Regions from separate parts of the Homo sapiens genome. Here region 1 is linked to region 2. The links are chromatin loops, found by intact Hi-C in ENCODE. Cell type or tissue: Caco-2. All regions are shown on one strand. Each heading gives the region's core, and the rest is flanking DNA. Links, peaks and the distances in the headings are about the cores only.

Region 1 (10,264 bases), core at 1,974-6,973, 62 kb after region 2:
TCAGTGTGGCCTCAAGGACTATCCATGTCTCATAAACTACAGCAGGCAGAACAATACCTTCCAAGATGAAAGTGACAGTCTCCATGCTAAAGAGAGGTGAAAGAGCCTTATCTGACTCTCTCTCCACTTGATGTCAACTCATGTGCACCATGCTGGTCTTGCCTCACGTTCACCTCATCTGACACGTCTCCATACCTCCTTGCACAGGACCACCTTCTCTTATATTTCTATGGCTCCAATATGTAGCAGGGGCCCTCAATAAGTGTTGAGATGAACAGAAGGGGTAAGCACCAGAAACATACAGCAACTGTGAACTTGTAGGGAGGGGAAGAAGTCCTAGAGCCACTACTCAGTTACTCTTTAGTTTGGGGCCTGAAAAGGGTCCAAACATGTTAGCCATTACTCAAAACTGCCTCCCTATCTGCCATCTAGTTGTCTTGAATAAAATCTCCATGAAGTGAGGCAAAATCATGTGAAAAGTTCCCCAGCTGCGACAATGTTGTTCCTCTCCATGTGAAGACCTGAACATACCAAATAGACTAAGTGATGCCAGAGAGCTCTTTGGGATTTCCAGAGACATTCCAATCTAAGCACTGCTCTACTGGGACTAACAGCTGTTCTGATCCAAAGGACTTAATACCTTTTAAAAATTCAGGTCCAGTACAGGAGTTCCAAAATAAAAAGCCTCGGAAATTAATGCAAAAAAAAAAAAAAAAAAAAAATGCCTAAGCTGTCTAAACCAGCCAGTACCTAAAAATCCTATCTTCTATTATAAAATCATTTTATGACTTGCTACATACAATTTCCCAGCTCTTCTTTCTATGCCATTAAAAAAGACTTTTCTTACATTTTCTTTTCCAGTAGCTATCATAAGAGATTTTCGTTTTCACTGCAAACAGTGGAGGCTGAGATGAACCTTTCACTCAGTCAGCAGTACTGATTATGCATACAAGTATGGACACCTTCCTGGAAAGTTCTATCAGCTTTCACAGCCTTAAAATCTGTAAATTATTGGACTATATTTATTGGATATGAAATAGATTAGACTGCTATTTTTTCCTTTTTAAAACACTAACATGTGAAGTACTCATTTGAGACTCAGATTGTTGGGTGGGACTACGAGGGGAAAAAAAAGCTATTAAGAATTTCTCTTGTTTTTTTTTTTTTTTTTTTAATTGTGAATCCTCAGGAAAAGTGGTCCAGAGACTGCTCCTCAGCACTTCTCTGACATTCGCTATTTCCCTTCCTTGCTTTGTTTTCCTTAATTGCCAATATCCAATTATTTTACTAGCTCTCAGGGAGGGAAGGAGGGCTTTTAGAATGAAAAGTCATCATTGATAAATATGACAAACAGATACGACAAATGTGAGGGTTTGCCACTATGGTATATAGGTGCTGGTCACAGTGGAATTATCCCATAGGCATCATCCCATAGGCATGATCATCCTTTAGGTTGGAGAAAATTCTGGTGAAGCCTATTCTGAAAGACATGAAATCTTCTACTTTAATATCCTGGTTGCAAAAGCAACATAGAAGTCTAATCTCCCAATGACAAAGTACACAGGGATAGCTAGATTCAATAGAATCACTGCACTTTGCTGGATACTGCTTGAAACACATGGACTATTCCTCTGGAATGTGGGAGTATTTTTATTTTTATGAGATGTTGTTGCTCCTGAGCCTGACCATGTACCTCCAAGCAAAACCCAAAAGTCAAGTTGCTTTTAATTCTAAAAAAAAAAAAAAATGCCTAAAAAGAAATTGCCTTTTTTTCAAAACTGGGAAGTAGAAAAGTTTGTACCTCAGAGCCTTGGCTGGGAATAGACAAGACAGAAAAATGGATACTGGATTACCAGATTTTTAGGACTGTCATAAAAGGGCCATAGGGATAGCGGATTTTGGAACAGGAGATGCAGATATCTTTCCTGGTTCTGCTATTTACAAGTTCTAACACCCAGGGAAAATCATGTTTCTCTGAGAACTTTGCTCTAGTTAAAATAGGGATAACATCTGTCAATCTGTCCTCAAAAATAGCACTTCTCTGACATTCACTATTCTCCTTCCTTACTTTGTTTTTCTTCATAGCTAATATTCAATCATTTTATTTTACTCTCTCTCCCACTAAAAGGAAGCTCCATGAAAGCAGCGATTTTTGCTTCTTTTGTTCACTGTGGGATCTGGAGAGCTTAGAACAGTGCTTGGCGCATTATAGGTGCTTATATGTTTTCGTTGAGGAATAATCTGCCTTCCTCTCATTTTAGAGTTACTATATGGACCAGACAAAATAATGGATGTAAAAGGGTTTGTAACTGTTGATTGTAATGACTATAATGTATTATTTTGGTTATTTACTGTCCAAGTCCCCTGAAGTACTATCTTCTGCACAATGCCTTCTAATATGGCAGTGGAAGAGGATTTTCAAAAGAGAATCCCCCTTAGTAACTGTTATCTATTCACTAAAGTCAAGGTGGTGCATACTCAATGACATAACTGGAAAATTCAGTCAATCCAGTGGGAAAGAAAAAAAATCAATCAATCAATACACTGACAGTTTTTACCCGAAACCATCAGCAAACTAACTGACCTTTTCACTTTTTAAATAACTGTGTTGATGTCCTGAAGACATTATCATGAGTTTTAATCTGGCCTTGGCTTAAATGACAGGTAGAGCCTTATCTAGAAACCATTTTTATTAACAACCAAAAATACATAAAATATATAGAAATAATATAAAATAAAATATAAAAATAACAATTAAAAATAAAAACATAATAAAAAAATTAGCCAGGTGTGCTAGCATGCACCTACAGTCCCAGCCACTTGGAGGCTGAGATGGGAGAATCACTTGAGCCAGGGAGATCGAGACTGCAGTGAGCTATGATCTTGCCACCTCACCCACTCCAGCCTGGATGACAGAGTGAGATGCTATCTCAAAAAATAAAATAAAATAAAATAAAATAATATGTATAAGACAGCTGTACAAGCAAAACCACACACATATCCTTTATATATACATTCTCACAAGCTTGATTTACTTTTGGTGTAGTGGGATTGGAAAGACAATCAAAGATTACTGGGTGCCATGGTGTTTCTAGGTTTTTTGACTGACAAATCAATTTAAATGCCAGTCCCTAAGGAAAAACCCAAATGCTTTTGTTTTGGTGTCCAAATCTTAAAAACATTTAAGGTTAGTTATACTTAGCCAACTGTTCTAAAAATCACATTTTGCCATTTCCCAAGAAAATTCAAGCATTTATCATTTTTTGGTTGGTTCTTGCATGTGTGTGATGACTCTGTTTTGGATAACAAACTTCATGATTATTCCAAACTCTGTCAAACAGTGAATGCTAGGTACATGGATGATGGGGACAGACTGTTTTGTTTTGCTTTTAAATTATTTCTTTATAGGTTCTGTTTAAGATTTTCCACTTGGCAGAATGAATTTCCTTGTACAAATCTTGTGCAGGGGTTTTGGTATCACGATAAACTCCTCTGAATTATTAACCACATTATGAATCACCCAATCAAAGAACCTGTAACTAGATATTGTTTTTGTCTCACCCATGACCCCTTTTAGTTGATAAGTTCAAGGGTAACAGCTGCAGTTTTCCACCTATTCTAAAGCCCTGTGCAAACGGAATGGTTGTCATCAAAGTTATATCTCTTTTCCTACTGTTTAGCCCATCTTTTTTTAGAGGTTCATAATAATAACTGTGGATGGTCAAATCCAAGAATCTCTTCCAAGTTTCTAGACTTTTGGAGGTTTCTGAATTTTAAAACAAAACATCTTTGAATCATTGCCTAATTAATTATCCCAATATCCTGAGTGTTCCCAATTTAAAAAAAAGCTTTAATATTTTGACATATTGTGTATCCCTCTACAGTTCTTTTTCTTTTTTTTTTTTTTTTAGAGTCTCTCTCGCTCTGTCACCCAGGCTGGAGTGCAGTGGTGTGATCTCGGCTCACTGCAACCTCCACCTCCCAGGTTCACACCATTCTCCTGCCTCAGCCTCCCGAGTAGCTGGGACTACAGGCGCCCACCACCACGCCTGGCTAACTTTTTATATTTTTAGTAGAGATGGGGTTTCACCGTGTTAGCCAGGATGGTCTCTATCTCCTGACCTCGTGATCCGCCCGCCTCGGCCACCCAAAATGCTGGGATTACAGGCGTGAGCCACTGCGCCCGGCCTATAGTTTTTGATTTTAGAGATGATCCTTCTCAGGCAAAATATTCAGAACCTAAAAAGTGACTTATAATCCACTCACTGGAGCACAGAATTTATGAGATCAACAGTCTTTCATTTTCTTGCTGTGAAAGGCAGACTTTGTTCTCCTTGATGAATTTACCTATTATCTTACTCTTTGCCCAGAAGGAATTCTCAGTATCTGCTTTAACAGAAAGCAGGGCTGACAGGTAGAAACATAAACAACACAGTAAGTGGAAAATGCCTCATCAATATACCCAACTGAAACACACCTAGGCCAAGCGAGACTACATATAGACACTTATCGCTCTTTCAGGTAGTCTTAACAACCTTGATCATTCATATTAAACTTTGTTCATACAATTGTCCGCATTTCATTCAGATGCAGACAATCCTAACAATATTAAACATTTCAATGTAAATAATTAAATATAGGATGTCAAAGATATACTTACCTCCTGTTTAGTTACTTTGGATCCATCTTTGCCCTCTGTATTCTCTGGAGACTAGAAAGAAAATATTTCAGTGAATTGTATTTAAATTGGAAAACACACATTAGAAAAATGTTTTTAAAAAGTTATCTCATTCCCAGGACAAGACAAGCCAACAGATTTTTTTGCAAAGAAAAAGTAAATTACAACAGGGTATGTCTTTTACACACCTACGTGCATGCATGCACACACACGGTAGATAGCTGCATAACTGCTCGACTTTTAAAGCAGAAATGGTGAAAGAACTATGTGATTCCCTGTTCTCAATGTGCATTCACCCTAAGCGACTTTCATTTATCTTTGATGATTCCAGTTAAAGAACAGGGGCCAGAGGTCAGTGGCAGGAATGCCTGGGAGCCACCCTCTTGTTCCATTTGCTTGTTCCAGTCACTCCATTCCTTTAAGATAAGGGCAGGATGCTGGTAAAGCCCAGGCCAACCACAAAAGCACATTTTCATCCCATCCTTGCCTAGCCTTGATTTCTAGCCCATTTCTTGATATGAACTGACAAATTTATCATAGATTACCATTTTTCCATTATCAACTCCAGCATCTCTACTAAACTCCCAGCCTTGGCATGACAGCCAGGCTACGTGCCACCCTCAGCTGATTTATTTCCAGGTTTTGATCCATCCCCTGGGGCAGCACCTGCCTCCTCTTGTAACAGCTCAAACCTGATTCCTTTAAAGGATGTGTATACTATGGGAAAAACATATCTTATATTTTCTTTATATTTTAAAGTAAAATGTACTTTGGATTTATTGGACACTGCACATGTCCCAATATTTTTTATTGGCTAAGAGTTATTAAATAATATTAAAACAACTAAACTACTTAGAAAACTAGACTATTTAACATTTTTAAACTACATAAAGTTAGAAAGTGAATACTCAGTCTCTATGGCACAAATAGGCTGCTGATCTGAATAGAGCTCCTGTTAGAAAAAAATACAAATAGCAAACTGACATTTGACACGATGTTTGGCTCAGCAAAATAAAACAGCTATGTGGTAATGCCTCATCTGATAAAATGAGAACAAAATTCAAGAGATCATAAAACCCACTGTTTGAGGCTAGTGACACTGTAAATTAATATAATCGTTTCAAAGAACAACTTGGCAATATGAAAAAGACACAGAGAATTAATATGATGACCTAGTAATTTTAATTTTGGTACCTGGACTCAGAAAAAGAAACTCTTTGTAAAAATATGGTTTTATTTGTACTATTTCTAATATGGAATAAGTGGAAGCAACTCATGTATCAGTAAATAATAGAGAAATGATTAAGTAAACTATTACTTATTTACATATTTATGTAACAGTGAATGGAATTAAAAAGTTAGGTGATGTAAATACATGAAAAGTCCACATAAAATAAGGCTAAATTCAAAAACTTAGGTCATAAAAATGTACGCAAAACAAAGGTCCTAAGTATATATAAAAGTCTTTAGGAAAGATAAAAGCTTTTCTTCAAGGCAAAGGACCCAGTGACCTTTCTCTATTCCCTAGAGCTGCCCGTTACCCAGAGCCTATCATATGCCCTCTTTCCAGAACCTCCCATGTCATGGATTTCTCTCTTGTTTCCAAATTAACCATCTCCCCTCCTCCGTGGAACCTTCTCAATTATGAAGAAACAGTTTTCTCTTTTTTGTACCCCACTCTCTTGCACAGGAATATTTCGTTTATAGATCTTGTGTTAATCAGTCAGTTGTGGTAGAGATGGCAAAATCTTAGTCTGAGCATATGAAGATAATTCCTAGGTGGACCACTGGTCTTTGCTCACTTCCATGGCTACAAACTCAACCCTTCTGGCCACACAACAGACCCTTGGTTGTCTAGGAGTGCTGGGCTTTCATTCAGACCTGTCAGGTCACTCAGTAGATTTCAGTCTAGGGTACTCTCTACCTATAATTGATAGGCAGTTAAAGCAGCAGTACATAGCTATTATAAGAAAAACTGATGTTAATGACATTATTTTCATATTTTTCTATGCAGTGGATTAGTGACAGGCAATATGATGGAGTTCAATCTCTAAACACCGACCTAATAATGTTTGTATGGGATGCAAATTATTCAAAAAAGAGAAACTTGGAAAGGCACTGCATGAAAAAAGCAGGTACACTGAAAATGTGAATGCCTTCAGACAAATGAACATAAGGCTCTGGATGTAAAGAGCTAGCAAAGCTCGTTTCTCTGGCAATCTACCACAATGGCTTTCTATTAGCAAGCATTTAATACACCTGCAGTCAGGAACAATCAATCTTTACCGGGGATCAGTGTGATACAATGGTATGAATGCAGGATGTGAGCTCAAGACACCTGGTTTGAATCTTGGCTCTATACCTAGAAGCTGTACGATCTGGGACAGTGACTTGATCACGGTGGCTCAGTCTCCTTCATCCATGAATGATAGATGATAATGACAGCTAACTCAAAGGGTACTGCTTATGATCAAGTGAGATACTGGAGAAAGCATTTCATAAACTGTAAATTGTTACACAGAGGTTATGCAATAAAAAAGATCTTTAGTCTTCTAAATTATACAGTATGAAACTATATTCAACAGAGCCTTAAAGTTGAGCACATTTCCTTACATCCAGATTCCCTGCAAACTGGTTATCTGTTTTTGTTGCACAGAGTAACAGGTAGACTATTTTGGAAAGACCTACCATTATAAGCTGTCTTATCACATAACCCTCTCCATCAATTAACACTAAGCCACAGGCCGGAGACAGGAAGGAAGAGAGCATGGTTTTAAGGGATTAAAACAGAAACCCAAAGCTTTTTGTGCCAAGGGATTGCGAAGAATAAAAACATAGAAAGGAGGGAAACAAAAGGCTGGGGGTGGATATAGGGGATCTCAGATGTACTTCAACCTCCTGGCAGGTGGATGTGAAAGATGAGGAGAGTTAGACGGGATGCAGGGACTGCCAAGGCAAAGGGGGCTCTTGCCCCACTCTCCAGGACACAACAGGCTTACACTAATCCAGTTTGAACCAAGAATGGTCAAGAGGGCCCAAATCATGGTCAAATAAAAAGGTCTCATGCACGTATCCACGTCTGCAAGAGACGTTTTAACTTTTTGTTGTTGGTTTCTCATGCCTTTTAAGGAAGCTGCTTATGTGAGGATACTCCTGTATGCTCTCACCCTGTACCAGCCCTAGGCTTTGTTTCTTATCCCTTCTGGCACACCCCAAGAAGGAAAACAATGGGGAGTGGGGAGGGAAGGAATGCTTGCTCAATTAGATTTTAAGACTTAAAAATAATAAACAATATAGGTAACTAACACTTATACAACAATATGATACTTAAAAGAGACACCAAAAACTCAAGGATATAGAAAGCATGAAAATAAAAGGATGTTGAAAAAATATATACTTAGCTAAAATTAATTAAAAAGTAGAAACGACCTAAACATATGTCATCAGAAGGATATATACACTGTGGTATATAATCAAATAATATGTAGCAGTGAACACAAATGAACTACGGGTGTGCACATCAACAGAGATGAATCTCACAAACGTAATGTTGGGCAAAAAAGGGAAGTCATGGCACGATTTTAAATAAAGTTTGAAAATACAAATACAAGAAAAGTCTATAAAGAAAAGCATAACAAATGATAACTGCAAAATCATGACTGAGGTTACCTTTTGCTGAGGAAAGGGAGGGTAATTTGACTGGGAAAGACAAAGTCATTGGTAAGAGTTATATTTCTTAAGCTAGATGGTGGTTTATTATTATGTAAATAATATTTATTTAGATACTACATACGTATGTATGTTTTATATTAAAATGTTTTTGATTCATACAAAATAGAAATTTTGAAGCTAATAAAAGCAGGCTCATTGAAATAAAAAACTCAAAACACGGATAAACTCTAGACCAGACACAGTAGGAACTGCCATAGACTGCTGAGGAATTAAGAATGCAACAAAGAACAACAAAAGGATGAACAAAAGAGAGGTTAGGTGATGTGGTTAATTGAGAAGCTCCACAACTATCTAATAGGCATTTCAGAAGCAGAGAAAGAGGTATCAGTAGGAAGGCAAAGACATAATGACTATTTTCCCAAAGTAAAGTCTTGACTCCCCAGATTGAACACTCACACCAAGGAACAAACTGAAAACAAAACAAAACAAACAAAATAATACAACAGGACATATTGTAATAAAACTACAAAGCATCAAGGAAAATGAGAAAATCTGTAAAGTTATCAGAGTTAAGGCAGATTACCTATAAAGAATTACTTCTCCAACAACAAATACAAATGTATGAAAATATAGAGTACTATTCAAGGAGTTGAGGAAAACTGCCAACCTAGAATTCTATACCTAGCTATCATTCAAGAGTGATGGCAAAATAAAGCCATTTCAGAATACAAACATAAAGAGAGTTCACTTCCAACAAAGCATTTCTTTCAACAAGAATCTATTACTAAAGGTTCAAATTTAGTAATAAGAAAAACAAATCTAGAAGGAAGGAAAACTATGTAAGAAAAAAATGTAAAAAATATACTAATAAATTTAATTAACCACTAATCGTAAACAACATTACCTATTGTGTTTTTAAGTTTCAACAGAAATTCTACAGCAGTTCTTTCCTACAGAAATACAACATATAATTTTAGATTTTCTAATTGCCACATTAAAAAAGCATAAAAACAGGTAAAACTAATTTTAATATTTTATTTAACTGACTATATCTAAAACTTTATTATTTCACCCTGTAATTAATGCAAAAAAAGATTAATGAGATATTTCACAGACTTTTTTGTACTAAATCTTTAAAATCTGGTGTTCGTTTTATACTTAGAACACATTTTTATTCAAATGCTAAATTTTTATCAGGAACATCTAATCTGTATTTAGAATTCATAAAACTTACAGTAGTTTTACCCAGGTTGCTCCAAACATTTATAATTTACCAATCGCTGATTCTAATATCAGTTTTTAAACTTAAGTTGATTAAAATTAAATAACAAATTCAGCTCCTCATTCTTAAGTGTTTAATAAACTCATGCAGCTAATGGCTACCATATAGCACAGCTTTAGACAAAAACAATCATGAAAGATAGAAGTGGGGTCGGTAGATAAGAAGTTAAAGGATACTATGGTCCTGGTTTTGTTCTGGAGGATGATACAGATACAGATTAATTTTAGACTTTGTTAAAATAAAATTTAAAGTTACCATTAAAAAATGTAAGAACAGAAATAGGATCTATAAACTTCCAAATCAGGAGGGGTGGAATAAAACATATTTACCAATAAAAAGCAGGAAAGTAAAAAACAAAGGAAAACAAAGAATAGAAAACATAAAAAGTCCAAATAAATCAGCAATCACAATATACCTAGACATAGTATACCCTTCCATTATAATGACAAGTGACAGAGGGAAGAAACAGAGTAATACATGTACAGGACTACACTTCTACAAATTGCCTTTTTTGTTTTTTTGAGACGAAGTCTCACTCTGTCACCCAGGCTGGAGTGCAATGGCGCGATCTCGGCTCACTTCAACCTCCACCTCCTGGGTTCAAGCGATTCTCCTGCCTCAGCCTCCAGAGT
Region 2 (10,264 bases), core at 1,726-6,725:
AAGTTAATAAAATAATAAAATTTCAAAAATATAAAATTTAGATAATATGTATAACCTACACAGTAGGGATACTTTTTAAGGCAAGTTAGTAACCCAGAAATTATTAAGAAAATACAAACCCTGTACAAACGCTGGGTTTTTTTTAATAGGAAAAATTATCTGTGCTTGTTAGAATACATTCAGCTGCAAGTACCAAGAAATCCAACTTACATAGGCTTAATAAACCATGAGGGAATGTATGGGCTCACACTGTTAGATGTTCAGAGGCATGGTGGCCTTTAAAAGTGGCTTAACCCAGTGTCTTTATCCAGTGCGTTTCTCTGTGATTCTCTCATCTTTGTCCAATTTTTTGAATTGGCTTCCTCCTGAAGCCTGTATCAAGAAGGCTACAGTAGTTTTTCTGGAAGTGACGTCTATACTTGACAATGGCCGAGAGAAAAAGAGCCAATTTCCTCCAATGGCCCTCTCTTCAAAGTGAGGAAAGAAGCTTTCACAAGATTTCTTCTCACATCTCATTGGCTCCAACTGGCTGCATTTCTGAATCCCCATGGGTAGGGAAATAAATTGATTGGCTTAGGTCTCATGTATGTATAAACAAGTTGTAAAAATATTTAGCTATTTAGCTGTCTTCATGTGGGAGATTTTGTGTAATTTTTACTTTCTGCCTTATATCAAATTGAATTTTTAAAAATAAAATACATTATCACTATAATCAGAAAAATTATAAAGCTATTTTATTGTGGAAAAAAGTTCTTTCATAATAATAGTGAGCTGGAGAGTATGAACTTATATATCGCTATATTGGTTCATTTTCATCTGTGTCCTGGCAGGAAGTCTTCTTTTAAGAAATGTAATCACCTTTTAAAAAAGGTGATTTTTTATATTATTTTTATATTATATATTTGGTCCCCAAAATATTATGTTTGAGAGAAAATTATTCTCCAACAATTTGCAATGAATTTAATAATGTTTATTAAACATTTTAATAATTATAAATAACTATTAAGTGAATAATAAAATAAGTTTAATAAGTTAGATAAATAAGTTACAAAAATCGCATTTCTTTAAACATATATTTTTTAAACATTTATTTATTAAACAGTTCAAGTAACATTTACTTCACATCAAACTTCTCTGCTTAGTCAGAACAATGAAATAATTGACAGACAGGCTGAAATTACATTTGTATCCTAATGGTTATGCCTGTTTTATGCCCTTGAAATAGTAAGTTATGCCACTGTCCTCTGAGTGAAGGAAACACAGTAGTGCCTTTCCATCATGTATCCAAGAAGAATTATGAACAAATTCTTGGGGTAGGCTGAGCATCTTAACAGTGGCAACAGCAGAGGTGTACAGGGTGTCCCCACACTCACTTCCAGAACTTGGTCATCTCAATTTACCAGCGGTTCTTATTTAGGTTCTCATAGCCCAGAAAATTCTGCCAGGGTACTACACATAGTGGGCTATTTTTAGCACTGGGCCTGCCTCAGGAAACTGGAGAACTTGAACACTCATTGACAAGGAAGTAGAAGACAGCAAAGACTTAAGAGAGAAAGATGAGATGCTTTATATTTTCCTCCTGTGATTTTATTTGGCAGCTCATCATCCAGTTAGGAAGGTCTAAGAGATAACGAAGATATAAAGTGCTGAGTAGAGAGATACACACTTGGGAACAGGAAAGATAGCTGGCAGTGGGAAGGAGTGTGAAACATTTTTTACATGGAGAGGAGGAAAAGCTGTGGAATTGGGTTACTTAAACATAGAGAGGGAGTTAAGAGCAAAGAGGCTCTTTCTGGAGAAGTTGATCAAGACCTGAAGTGAAAATCTTTAAAAGTTCTGAAAGAGTGGCTAAAAAATAATTGTAAATTACTTACGATAACTTTCCAGCCATGTGATTTTAAGCGAATTATTTAAACTCTCTGAGCCTCAGTTTTCTTATTTATAAAATGTAGGTATTTAATACCTACCTCACAGGGTTATAATGAGGCTTAAATGAGTGAAATGTATAGAAAATACTCAACATGATGCCTAGAACATGGGAAACACTTATAAAAAGTGGCTATTTTTATTACATTGTTTTACATTTCACGTTCTAAATAAAATTGCTAGTGTTCATAAAGAGGCAAAATAATAATAATAAACTGTATAGTAAAGAGACAGTCTAGCTCTTGCTTCTCATACACATACACTGACACACAAGGAAATAAATTACAGATGTATTCTTTGTGGCATAATTCATATACAACAAGGCAATGCTCAAGAGAGCTATTATACTACATCACTCGGACACTGTCCACCTTTGTTTTGTAGTTATTCAGAGAAGAGGGGAAATCTCTTGAACTATCATGAACATGGGTTAAGTGTAGTATAAGTCTGAGGGCAGACCAAAGTAAATCAATTTATCTCGTTTAGACACTCTGTACTAACTAAATGTAATAGATCCCAGGGGCAAAATTAGATGGAAGATAGGTAAATGCATCAGTATGCACACAATCAAAGAACAAGAAAAAGCAATGTAGTGCATAAGGCCTCCAGTTGATATGTAGCAAGAATTATTAATTAAACTTCAAAACAAGAACATGTAAAATTAATATTAGAAAGATAATTGTGTGTTCTAAGCAAAAGAAAATAACTCACAGGAGGTACTGCTGCACTGTCCACAATTTTAGACTACATGACTTCTAAAATCCTTTTAACTCTCAGTAAAAAAAAGTAGCATTATCATTCCTTTGTATCAAAAAACACCATAGATGTTATCTCTTTTAATGTTGCCTTTTCTTCAACTTGATTTTTTTTTCATTTGGTTTTCCAGTGAGAAGCAATTGATACTGGAAGTCTTGGAATATGGCATTTCATAATTTGCATAACAAATATCAGCTCTGCTCTTCAAGAAGACTGAAGTTTTTTTGGTTTTATAGTATTTTATAAAATTTTATAATTTGTACTTAAAAAATTGTCAGCAACTTTCATTTAAACATCTTATTTTAAATTCTTCCAGTTATCTACAGACACACACACACACACACTCCTTCTCAATGCAATCTAGAAAGGAGCAAATGTACAAGATTTTTTGTCTCCACTATTTTTTCTTTTTCCTTGCAACAATATCCCCATTGACTGTATCCTAAAACTAAAATGAGCAGAAATAAGCTATCATTCTTTTCCCATGTGACTTCTTGAGGGAAGCCTCCAAGCAACTTAAAATTCTCCCACCATTTTTAGGTTTTAGGAATTGGGAGATAGATGGATGGAAATTAAAAAAAAAATCTTCATAGACAAAAGAAGTCTAAGAATGGCTATTGCAGGTTAAGTCCCCCAAAAAGTAAACTCTGAGATAGAGACTGGTGTGCAGAAAGTTTACTGGAGACTTCCTGGGATTAACACTTTGGGAGAAGGGAAGGAAGCAGGAGATAACCAAGGAAAAGATGGGCTGTGATATAGTTGCTATAAGATTTCAGCTAACTCCTGGAATTAGGCCAGCCTTTATTCTGGATGTGAGATCCTTAAGGGAAGAAGCTAAAAATTAGGTAAGAAGGCTCTCTACAGCTCAGGTAAATTCTCAGAGAAAGCCAAAAGCTGGTAGCTGTCAGCAGGCAAAATGCCTAACTCCAGGGAGAGTAAGACCTGTAGCAGTAGAGCAGTAATCTGGGAAATGCAGCACAGCATCCACCACAGAACGTGGACAACAGATGTCATCCTTTGGTCAAGGGCTGGCTGTTAATGTGGGGTGGACTGAGGGTGGAGATAACATTTGATTGGCCCCCTCCCTCATATTCACATTCCTACACCCTTTGCTTTTCTGCCATTTCATCTGCCGTTGTTGTGTTGGCAGAAGGATGAAACGGCCGAGTGCAGAGAACAAAGGGATCAATTCTTTGCTTTTGAGTTTCAAAACTGTAGGCCTCAGCAAGACAAAAGTATTTGGAAAAAGCAGGAAGTGTAAGATGAGAAGCCTTCTCAACCCCTCCCAGACTAGATAAAGATTCCTTGGGCTTTAGTGAGGAGAAAGGTGGAGCGAAAGTAAACAGCACTTAGAGGCCTGTGAATTCCTGGGGTAGAACTTGGGGAGCTGAGAACACAGGAGTGAAGTCAAGACACTCCAGGAATGTACAGACTAGTAGGGAAAACACATTCAACAAATAAACGCAATAAAGTAAATTGACTGATATGATATAACATACAGGAAGGGAGTATAACCTAGCTGAGGAATATGGGAATGGCTCACTAAAAAAAGATATTTAATTGGAAACTTGTAGCATAAGTAGATATTGTAAAGGTAGAGAAGAGAAAAAAAGTGTTTCTGGGAAAAGGAAGACATGAGCAAGCACAGAGGAAGAAAATATGGTGTGTTTTAGAAGTTAAGAGAAGTCGGAGATGATTACTAGAATACAGAAAGAAGAGGAACGCTAGGAAAGGTGGGAAATCCATTAGAAGTTTGGTGATGTAATCAAGAAATAAGACACGGAAAGATTAGGAGGAGCACTGAGAAAGTTTGAAAACAAATGGATTGGAGAGGTATTTAGGAGGCAGCATTGATGAGATTTGGTGATTAATTGCTGTAGAAACAAGAAAGAGCTGTGGCAAAGGGGAAAGATCTAGTGCAATTGCTGGAAAATATCAAAAGTCCAATCTAGGATGGTGACCAAGAACTGTACCACAGCACCAATTATCCATGGGCACAGTATCAGTGTATTCATACATACCTATAAATCAAATTATTTCTGAAGACCTTTTGCCTTTGGTCTTCTCATGCCTATGGAATTATTTTATGCATCTTCATGGATCTGGAGAGAAATAACTACCTCTATGAGTTTACTTAGGGATTCCAGCCATGTGCACTAATTTCCTAGGGGGAAGGGATTTCTTAGAGAAAGATGGAAATAAGAGGGTAGAGAGAAGAAAACGTTTTGGGCCCCAAGGAGGTTTCTTTTTTGAGAGCTCATGGTTATCCTCTCTTGTGAGCCCCACGATTGAATCATTCAGACTCTTTTCTTGAATACCTATTCTGTTAAAGACCCTATGCAAGGCCTTGTGAAGGACCTAAGGATGAACAGCAATTAAGGGGCATCAACTCCATTGGCAGATGCTTCAGGGCTGCCTCGGAGTCATTGGCCCTAAAGAATCACCCCCTAAACCTTGTTGCCTTTATCAGCATTAGTAGGAGGATTAAAAACATAGAACTCAAATTAGATTGGAACCTGCCCAATATACCTTCTTTCCTCTTACATCTTTTGGAAGATATCCTTCTTTCTTCCAAGTGCCAATCTTCCTGCTTCTTGTAAATGCAATGACTGTATCAATTTCATCTGCCTTCTGCTTCAGGTCCCCAAACAGCACTATTTTTTTTCTTTCTTTTGTTTCTCTTTTGTCCCTTGCCCTGATAATGATAATGGCATTGGCTAACATCCCCATCTCTTATTTTGTCCTACATATTTAGTCATCAAGAGTATATATCAACCAGGAATCACACTTGTTGCTTCAGACACTTTGACTCATGTAACCCCCTTCTTTTTTCAGCAAGCCCCATGGTGGCCAACAAACAGCCTTTAAAGAATATGGTCATGAATTTGAACACTGCTTGTTCTCTAACCTCTCGCTCTCTCAATGGCACAACCTCTGGTCCCTCTGGCTCCCTTCTCGACTTTCCTTCCCCTCCTCCAGTTTTCCGTCTTTCTCCTCTCTGTCTCTTACTGGAGTAAGTAATTAAGGGAAGCAGACATCCTTAAGTCAGAGCTGGGCAGAAATTGAGCTCTCTCTCCAACTCACTGAAAATACTTCAGGTCAGTGATCACTGAGATATAAAAATTCTCTTAGAAAAACAAAGTGGCTGCTTAGCCACTTGTTAGGTGCATGATTTTAGGTAAGTTATCTCTCTAGGCCTCAGTTCCCCATATGTATAACCAAACTAATATGTGATTAATGGGTAGAGATAGATTTATTAAAGAAGCCTACAAAGCTTAAAGTTTACGGCCCCTCATCCACCCAGACCCCCTTCTAATGTCCTGTGAAGTGCCACTGTAATTTTGTATTATTTTCTTAAAGATCTATCCTCCCCCAAATCATATAAACTTCAAGCCTCACTGAACACACTAATCCTACCTTTGCCGATAGGATTTTGTGAAAATGAAATAAACAATATATGTAAGTCACTTAGCATAAAACCTGGCAGCTATTCCTGTCACCATTATCATTTTTTAACACTACTAAATTATTTACCTATAGAAAAGATTGTAAAGGGCTTAATCAAAATTTAAAAAGATCAAACTTCAAAAAATATATGAACGAATACAAAATATACATTTTTTCCAATTTTAATGGGATTTTGCAGTAGTAACTACATTTTTCATTTTGAAATTCACTTTTTAATTATAAAAGTAGTACATGTTTGTTATAAAAATTCAAAAAATATAAAAGTGTCTTAAGTTAAAAATTAAAATCACCTTTCTTTTTCTCTCCTCCCTTACTATTGATCCTCCCTCCCATATTATTTTCCTGCTAGGGTAATCATAAATTAATATTTTGGTGTGTATTCTACCATATTTTAAAATGTACTTTACATTTAAAATTATCTTGAAAACAATAGAAAATTATTTTGTTGTTGTTTTTTAAAGTCCCCTCTCAGTTGAAAATTGGCACAGAAGAGCAACATCAAAAAAGTAAGTGATTAGAATGCACACACATGCATACATACATACACATAGTAATGAGGGGACTTTATAAAGTGTGTGAAAATGAAATTAAAAGATCAAAATAAAAAATATAAACATTATTTCTCAACGTAAGACTTATCAAGTTCAAGACAGTTTTGTAAGTAATGATACCAGCTAGTTAATCCATCTCTAAAGAACAGATTATCCTGATAATGTAATCATGTCAATACAGTCTCTTTTACATTATTAACTGAAGAAAAATGAGTTCCATTTAAAGATTCTTTAAGATTTGGAAACAAATAGAAATCAGAAGGAGCCAAATCAGGACTATAAGGTGGATGTCTGATGATTTCCCATCAAAATTCTTGCAAAATTGCCTTTGTTTGTTGAGAGGAATGAGCAGGACCATAGTCACGGTGGAAAAGGACTCTCTGGTAAAGTTTTCTGGGGTGTTTTTCTGCTAAAGTGTTGGCCAAATTTCCCAAAATACCACCATAATAAGCAGATGTTATTGTTCTTTGGCCTTCCAGAAAGTCACCAAGCAAAATGCTTTGAGCATCACCCAAAAACTGTCTCCATGACCTTTGCTCTTGACTGGTCCACTTTTGCTTTGACTGGACCACTTCCACCACTTGCACCACTTTGTAGCCATTACTTTGATTGTGCTTTGTCTTCAGTCTATTGCAGGTAAAGTAATGTTTCATCTCCTGTTACAATTATTTGAAGAAATGCTTTAGGATCTTGATCCCACTTGTTTAAAATTTCCATAGAAAAGTCTGCTCTTGTCTGTAGCTGATCTGGCTGCAACAATTTTGGCACCCGTTGAGTAGAAAGTTTGCTCAACTTGAATTTTTCAGTCAGAATTGTGTAAGCTGAACCAATTGAGATGTCTATGGTGTTGGCTATTGTTTCTACTGTTTGTCATTGGTCCTCTTCAATTAGGGCACAAACAAAATCATTTTTTTCCTTCAAAATTGATGTGGATGATCTGCAGCTGTAGTCTTCATTTTCAAATTTGTCTCATCCCTTCTTAAAAAGGGTTATCAATTTGTAAACTACTGATTTCTCTGGGGCATTGTCCCCATAAACTTATTGTAAAGCAGCAATAATTTCACCATTCTTCCACCCAAGCTTCACCATAAATTGGATGTTTGTTCTTACTTCAGTTTTAAAGGAATTCGTGTTGCTTCGATAGGGGCTCTATTCAAACTGAAGTTTTATCTTTCTGAGTGCTGCAAAACTAGATCCTATTCATACATGTTATAACAAGTTAGTACAAATTAGTACAAGTTTATTTTGGTACAAAACAATTTGAAATCCACACACTACTTTTTTTATAATATGCACTTTCCATGAACTTTTTGATGACCCCTTGTAGATATACAGTAATTTTTGCAAACCGAGAATTTGAAGACACCAGTCCTCTTAAAGATTTTCCTAATTCATAAAAATCACTTAGTAAGTGTTATCAGAAACTGTTTGTTAAATAACAGTATACACATAACTTTAATATCAACATTTGCTGAAGATCAGTGTTTTAGCCTTTCTACCCAGGTCAGGTTGTGAAAGATAATGGAAAACAACCTCAAATAAAAGAAGCCATATATCTCTTTCATCTTTCTGCTTAGGTGTACATGTTATGTATGTAGCTCTTGTATTGAGGAAGAAATAAAAACTAGCGCAGCTTCTGTGTGGATCTTTGTTTTACATTCAAGAGTATACCAAGCATAGAGGAAAGCTGACATATTAACTATTACAAAATTGTTTAGAATATGTGTACAAATATTGCACCAAGTGTTTATTACAGTCATTGTAAAAAGACTTCCTAATAAATTCTTAGGTAAATTTTTGCTGCCATCAGAAATTACATACTAAATACTAAATAAATACTAAATACTGTGTCAGAAATTTTTCTAGTGCTTGATGTGACATTCTACCTGCAAAATATACATTCACCCAGGAAAGAGTTAAATACAATCAAAAGGAGAGATGGGTAAAAAGGGGAAAAAATCTTCAAATATTTATTGAGAAACTTTGTGTCATATTTTTCCAAAAATAGTTATTTTTCAGAGAGAACACAGATGATTATTCTCATGAGTTAATTCTTAATAACTTTTCATCAATATTTACTTAAATGAACAACTTTCATGAACTTTCTAGTTTAATTTATTAAGTGCAATTTAAAAGTAAAGAACAGATACAGTTTATGGTGAAATCATTAACATATGATTTACACAGAATTTTGCATGTACCCATGTATTTATAAAATATGTGTTTGTAGCTTAATATAAATAATGTGGCTAAATTAAGCTACAATTACATATTATTTTCTCTAGTTTATGAATTTGATCTCTACTATTGGTTTACTATTACCTACATAAATAAACCAGTTTAAATTAAATATTATTTTAAGGGAAATATATGTCAGGACAGTTAACAAAGAACCTAAGTTTAAATGCGTACATCTATAATATTGCATATTATGTTTTTATAAGCGTAGTGACAACTTTTAACATTCAAAGAAAGCTCTCATTTAAGTACATAAAATTCCAGATAGATTTCCATGGTAAAATCAAGTTTGGCCTATTTTCCCTTTGTATACATTGTAACACAAATCTATTTTCTCTTGTGCAGTTACATACTTAGTAGGTAACATGCACACACACACACACATACATACATAAATTTTTTTTTCCATATTTATTTTTGCTGTTGGGTTTGTACTCACAAACCATAACAAAAGTGGAACTTGCAAGTCCAACTGCTACTAGAATTTGATTGTAAACAATGAAAACAAACTCTACCTAAGTAAACAGAAAAGAAATCTGTTAGAAGGACATGGATTAGCTCACACAGTCAAAGGGAAAGTTGATAAGTAACCCCATGAAGGACAGGTCCTAGGGTAGTTCCGGAGGTCTAGGAGGAATCAGTGAACAACACCCCCAGAAAGCTCACTGGAATGAATCTGCACTGGCCATTTTCTGTCTCGACATCACTCTACTCAGAATTCAGATATAGGGGAGAGAGTCTGATCTGCACAGCCAGGTGCATGAGGCCACAACTTGACTGGGGCAGCTGGACATCTTCACTGAAATTACCGAGAAGAAAGTTGGCATTTGAGAAGACATAGATTCCCAAAGGAAAAGTGAACTGTTGTTACTGAAAAGAGGAAGTGATTCTGGGCAGGCAAAAGCAGTACATGTTCTTAGATTCTAAAATATGGGATACCATCACTACCATAATATTTACTTTTAATTTCTACCTATGGCTTCAATCATTAATAGTTTATACATTCAAATGGGAGGATATTATAACTAGCAAGGCTTTCATTAAAAATAATGAATTAAAAAGCCAGGACTTTTTAAATTTATCCTATTTATCTCTTTCATTCACCTATTACTGCTAAGCTTTCATGAAGCACGCAAGCCTTATACAGATAATCTCTTTGCACTTGAATAAGTATTGACTACAAGCCAGGAGACCTAGACTCTATTCCCAGTTGCTTCTCTAATGTTCTAGGAGATATTAACTGAATGCTTTTTAGGATTTAGTTTCTTCATTTGTGAAACGAAGGCATTAGAATACATTAAGCTCCGGCTGTAGCATTCATTCTG

What was found. Hi-C counts contacts between places; a loop is a spot of excess contacts. Peaks named below come from ENCODE experiments on the same cell type or tissue, not always from the same donor. Only the 100,000 strongest peaks of a DNase experiment are listed, where the experiment ranks them.
Region 1: a loop joins it to region 2, with 3.0 times the contacts of the local background. A loop is called at or near these places in 2 of 110 quality-filtered maps.

What each region holds. Positions count from the first base shown.
Region 1 is chr6:79,210,312-79,220,575 of GRCh38, forward strand. It overlaps HMGN3 (high mobility group nucleosomal binding domain 3), which reads right to left. Exons shown (of 7, transcript NM_001201363.2): 2 at 4,661-4,711. Among named protein-coding and RNA genes, the nearest start is that of HMGN3-AS1, 18 kb to the right of the region's middle. In Caco-2, for the core only: no CTCF peak of the experiment used is centred there; a DNase peak (open chromatin) is centred at 5,060.
Region 2 is chr6:79,148,637-79,158,900 of GRCh38, forward strand. No RefSeq gene overlaps it. Among named protein-coding and RNA genes, the nearest start is that of PHIP, 76 kb to the left of the region's middle. RefSeq lists an enhancer at 3,498-4,221. In Caco-2, for the core only: no CTCF peak of the experiment used is centred there; DNase peaks (open chromatin) are centred at 3,795 and 3,895.